Linked DNA regions of Homo sapiens: region 2 is linked to region 1. A link is a contact called in ENCODE Hi-C data. All regions are on one chromosome and are shown on one strand. Each heading gives the region's core, a stretch centred on a gene start or an enhancer-like site at or near the end of the contact. The rest is flanking DNA. Distances are from core to core; before and after follow the strand shown.

Region 1 (2,700 bases), core at 92-2,591:
TCTGATCCATCCTGGGCCGGCATCAACCTGGAATCCAAAAGCACAGCAATTAATCTGAGTTAATAGGCCATCTGACTCGACTCTTTAAAATGGCAGCCACTTCAAGGCCTAGTGGCCTCTATGCCTTTCTGCTGCACTTCCATGGGCAGAAAAAGTTCCCCCGACTGGAGATGAAAAAATGGCCTCGATGAGCCTCTGAAAACTCCATTTTCCCGAAGCTGGGCCGATCCTGCTACATAGAAACAGCCCGTCTCTTTTTCCTCCTCTGTAGACTGGTGGACACTTGGGATGAACTAAAATTAAAACCCCTCTGCCCGTCAAAATTCCCAATTCTCAAACAGGACTAGTCCTCCCCCTCCCTCGCCAGGGGTCGAGCAGCTGGATCTCTCAAAAGCAAAAGGCTGCGGGGTCCGAGGGGGGCTCCTGGACCCTGCACAAAAAGGTACCCCCCCCTTCCTGGCTCGCTAGGGCGCAGCGGTCACAATAGCGCTGCACCCTGCGCCCAGCCAGCGCCGGAGCCTTTGCAGCGGCGGTGCGCAGGCCGCAGGCGAGCCGGCCGAGGCGGCTGCACCCCAGAGCTCGCCTTCCTGAATGCAGGCCTGCTGGATCCGCAGCTGCAGGGCGAAGAGGCCTGGACCCGGCAGAGGGAGAAACCGAGGCGGCCAGCGAAGCCCAGTCAGGGTAGCAGCAGCTGCTACAGCTCGAAAAACATGGCTGCTGCCGACGCCGCCGCCGCCTGCCCGGGCCGCGCTCCTTCCCGCAGCCGCGGCAGCACCTCCCAGCCGAGCCGATCGCTCTCATCAATATTCAGCAGCAAGCAAAGTTTGCTGCGGGAGGGCAGCCGGCCCCGCGCCCCGCAGCCTGCTACCTGAGGGGAGGCGGAGGCCGAGGTGTTCGCAGGCGGCCGGCGGGGCACGGGCCGCGCCGGGAGGAAGTTCGCGGCAGCCCGGCCAGCTAGGCCTGAGCCCGGCTGGTAGTGATGGAGGAGGGGGAGGGGGAGGAGGCCGGCGGCTGCAGCGCCGCCGGCCACCAACCCCGCATCGCGCCTGGCCCTCCCCCGAGCCCCTCACCTTACGGCCACCACCATCTTCCCCGCCCGGCCACCCTCCTCCCTCCCTTCTCCTCGCGCCTGCCCGCCGCCCACCCCAGCGCACTAGTTACCGTGCCCCGCGCCCCCTCCCGGGCCAGCTGGGGGGAGGGGGTGACCCTCATTACACTGGGGTGCGAGCGGAGCGGTGGGGAGAGAGCGGGGCCGCTCGCCGCACCCCCCTCCCCCCGCGTCTCTCTTCAGGGGAGAAGGCAGCGAGCGCGACCTGCCCCGGCCTATTCCGCCGCCGCCTCCTCCTCCTCACACCCCCACCGCGCGCGCCCCCGCGGCCGCGCGTGCGACCGAGCGCCTCGCGCCGGCCCGCGTGCGGCTGGGCCCCGAGTGCGCGCGCACCCCTTCCCCCACCGAGCGCGCGCGTTCCCTTCTCTCACTCTTCGGGGTTCAGGGCGGGTGAAGTCGGGCTTGTGAGAGCGCCGCCCAATCAGCGGAGCTGCCGCTGCCGCCCCCTCCCCTCCCCCTGCGCGCCCGCTCGCGGCCGGGGCCTACGGGCCGGCCCGGCTGCCCGGGCGGGGCCTGAGGCGGGCTCCCCAGGGGCCTCGCGCGCCTCCTTGGAGTGTCGGGGCCTGCGGGCGTCGTGGGTGGCATTCCGATCCCCTCACCTACCTCGGGGCACGGCGCTGGCCTCGGGCCGCACACGGCTCCCGCACCCTACGCGTCTCGAACCCCAACCCAGGCGGCACCTGGCGCGGCTGAGGCCTGTCCGATCGTCCCGCCAGCCCTGCTCGGGCCCGCGTCAGTCCCGGCCTCCATCTTAGGTTACAGCCCAGGCTCCCCATCCACTGGGCACCTGCCCTCAGCCCGCTGGGTTCGGCCCGAGGCCAAGGCAACCCCCCTCCTGCCGCAGGGCTCACCTGGGGGCTTGGGCTGGGGTCTTCGAGGCCTCAGGCCCCGAGCAGACGCGGCCGCAGGCGAACCCCCTACCCGGCCGCACCCCAAACCCACACCACCACCACCACCACCACCACAGACCAAGCTGAGCAGGAAACAAAATGGAGGCAGCAGCTCGGGTCTGCCTCCCTGAGCCAAGCCTGTGCAGCCCCAGGGCTCCCTCCTGTCTCAGGCTCGACGCCCGCGAGGCAGAGGCTGGATCGTCCCGGGTGCCGCGGGCAGCCGCCCTACAGCAGCGCAGACGGGCCGGGGACTCGGCCCTGCGGTGCCCACAGCCCCTCACCCACCACCCCTTCCCTTCCCCCTCCCCCCATCCCTCTCCCTCCCCTTGCCGGGCCGTGCGGGGTGAGCGGCTCTGGGGAGCCGGGTCGGGTTACCCGCCCCGGCACTGCTCGCCCGGCCGTGGCCTCCGCGGGGGAACGAAGCCAGGCGACCCCAGCGCTGAGCCCACCCCCGGCACCGAGCCGGGCTGCAGCCTGACAGCGCGTCCGCACCTCGGCCTGCAGCCGTGCGGCCCCCGCCCAGGGAGGCCGAGTCCCCAGCCCGGGCCCAGCCGGGACGAAGCTCCCTCACCACCCCCGAGCCCAGGGGTCCTCGCAGCCTCGGGCGGGGCGAGGGGAACGCCGGGGGAGGGGGTCCTCTAGTCCCTGCACCGCCTCCCGCGCCTAGTCAAGGTCTGGGCCTGGCACGGGGGCTCGGGCAGC
Region 2 (2,700 bases), core at 33-2,532, 2.9 Mb before region 1:
GTTCCTGAATTCGGCTGCACTGCCCCATTCTTCCTTTTAGCTGATACTTTATAGCGATGTGTATCTTTTAAACGCCATGGAGAGAGAAAATGAGAGTCGTGTGTGTGTGCGCGCGCGCGCGTTTCGGAAGGTGGAGGGGGGGTTCCCACTGCAACCCTCTGGTCCGGGGGCCCCTGGAGTAGTTCACCTAGTCACTAGAGCAGGGGCTCCCCAACCGCCCGGCCGCGGACCTGTACCGGCCCAGGGCCTTCGAGGAACCAGTAAGCGAGCAGGAGGTGAGTGAGCATCACCGCCTGAGCTCCGCCTCCTGTCAGATCAGGGCGGCATTAGACTCTCATAGCAACGTGAACCCGGCTGTGAACTGCGCATGCTTGGGACCTAGGTTGCCCACTTCTTACGAGAATCTAACGCCTGATGATCTGAGGTGGAGCAGCCTCATCCGGAAACCACTTCAACTCCCTCAGTCCCTGGAAAAACTCTCTTCCTGGAAACCCGTCCCCCAGTGCCAAAATGGTTAGGGACGGCTACCCTAGAGGTCTTTCCCAACCACTCGTGTCCCTGCAGGTCCGGGCCAGAGACATCCCCCATCCATGATGTCAACCGCATGACGTGAATGTTAAATCTCATGACATTTAATTTTAAACATTTCTTTTAAAGTTATGGCTTTTTTTCCTTTGTAGTCTGTTCTCACACATTTCCATACGTCCTCGCAAATCTCCCGGGCTCCACGCCCTGCGGCTATCACGCCTGACAGAGAAACAACCAGCACCAGCGGCTGACCCGGCTGCCCGGGCCCTCGTGCAGGCGGGCGGGAGCGGACAGGCCCTGGCACGCATGCGCTCGGGGCGGGACTGCGCCTTAGGCCTGCGCGTTGCCGCTAGACCAGCGGGGGGGCGGGGCGGCGGCGGACACGCGCCTCAGGCGGCAGCCGCGCGAGAGGGACTTTGTGTTCCGCTGACCCTCCTCGGGGCGCTTCCTCCCGTGCCGCCCTTCCCCTCCCCCGCCGCGTCCTTGCGAGGCGCCTCCCATTCGGTGGGACCGACCCGGGGGGATGGAGGGGGCACGCTTCTACAACCCTCCTGGGACCCCGAAGAGACGCCCGCGTGCGACCTGAGACGCCGCCCTCGCCGAGGGCCCATGGGCGCGTCCCCACAGGCGGGCAGTGGACGTGAGGGCGGCGAGCGGCGGGGCCGCGGCGTCCAGGAGGGCCGCGCTCGGGCTCGGCCCCGCGCAGGCCGCGCGCGCGCGCTCCCGCCGCCGCCCGGGCCGCGCCCGCCCCGCCTCTAGGCGCCGGCCCCGGAGCCCGGTCCGCGAGCAGCGGCGGCTGCCGGAGGGACGATGAGCTGCGCGGGGCGGGCGGGCCCTGCCCGGCTCGCCGCGCTCGCCCTGCTGACCTGCAGCCTGTGGCCGGCACGGGCAGACAACGCGAGCCAGGAGTACTACACGGCGCTCATCAACGTGACGGTGCAGGAGCCCGGCCGCGGCGCCCCGCTCACGTTTCGCATCGACCGCGGGCGCTACGGGCTTGACTCCCCCAAGGCCGAGGTCCGCGGCCAGGTGCTGGCGCCGCTGCCCCTCCACGGAGGTGAGTGCCGGCCCGGGGGCGGCGGGCGGTGGTCGCTGCATCCCGCGTAGGCGGCGGGACTAGGGTTCCCGGCCCCGGCTCTGGCCCTGGCTCTCCCGCGCTGCCCGGCCGACAGCCCCAGCCAGGGTCGAGGCTTCCGTCGTGGACAGCCCGGCCTGCTCCCGTGGGAACCAGGCTCCAGGAGCGTGACTGGGTTTTTCCCTTCTTTTAAAAAAGACTTGGAACGGTCATCTTTGCGTTCAGGCAGCTCGTTTGCTGGAGGGCATTGAGCTAGGAGTTTGCAGGGACAGCGTAGACAAAGGAGGTGGTGCAAGAGCGCAAAACTACTTCATGGGGAGGACGTCTCAGCCTGTATTTTGGAAGCGGCAGGTTCCTCAAATCACGGACTTAAGGCTGCGCTAGATCTGGAAGGATGCGGCCCTTTTCTAATATAAAAACGTGCCGTTTTTCTTAAGTGGTAAATTGGGGGGGGGGTGTAAATGGAAAATGGACATCTTCCCTGTTGCTTTTGGCTCTTGTTCTTGCCCTAGTAGTTTTACTGTAATTTGACGCCTGAAAATGTCACATTATGAGGATCTGACACTAATCGGAACTACTAGCCAAGGCTTTTCAGGTCACGGGTGCCGACCAAAAGGGAAATAGGTAAAATTTTCAAGAATTGTCTTTGAAACCATTCGGCTTAATGTCATGTTTTCCTATGAACAAGGACTTTGTTTAGTTGATTATTTGGTGTAAACATGTATTTGTTTAAATTATTAGTCATGGTTTGAAAGAAACCTTTTGCACATCGTGGAATATGATTTTTTGGGTTTTGGCCCACGCTGAACTTTTGGGAGATATCTGCCATTATCCCCACCCTCATTGTCACCCTGAGAATGCTGAGAGGGGATTTTTCTTTTCTAAACTGCTGTTCATGTTAGGATGACCTAAAGTAGGCAACCTAAATAAAGTCATGATTTGCTTGTACACTCTTAAGATACTAACATATTATGCCCCTCTGAGGTCTGTATTTGTATGCCAAAGTGCTAAGCTGTTTTCTTCTTTGAGACAGTCTGGCTGGGGAAAAATAATCACATAAGGCTTTTACTGTAGCCTGTCCGCAACTCAGACTAGGC

Evidence for each region. Hi-C counts contacts between places; a loop is a spot of excess contacts on that map. Pooled maps may share reads with other maps.
Region 2: a loop to region 1 is called in a map of ascending aorta, with 6 times the contacts of the local background. The contact joins the promoter of RNF130 here to the promoter of NSD1 in region 1. A Hi-C loop is called at or near these places in 2 of 168 maps with a recorded cell type or tissue (ascending aorta and naive thymus-derived CD4-positive, alpha-beta T cell) and 8 of 50 pooled maps.

Annotation. Positions count from the first base shown.
Region 1 is chr5:177,132,414-177,135,113 of GRCh38, reverse strand. It overlaps NSD1 (nuclear receptor binding SET domain protein 1), which reads right to left and starts at 1,341. Exons shown (of 23, transcript NM_022455.5): 1 at 1,162-1,341; 2 at 1-27. The coding sequence starts at 10. RefSeq lists enhancers at 139-692, 693-1,244, 1,245-1,798, 2,012-2,306, 1,799-2,350 and silencers at 706-1,005, 1,066-1,225, 1,306-1,975.
Region 2 is chr5:180,070,341-180,073,040 of GRCh38, reverse strand. It overlaps RNF130 (ring finger protein 130), which reads left to right and starts at 1,282. Exons shown (of 9, transcript NM_018434.6): 1 at 1,282-1,585. The coding sequence starts at 1,339. RefSeq lists a silencer at 932-1,011 and an enhancer at 901-1,608.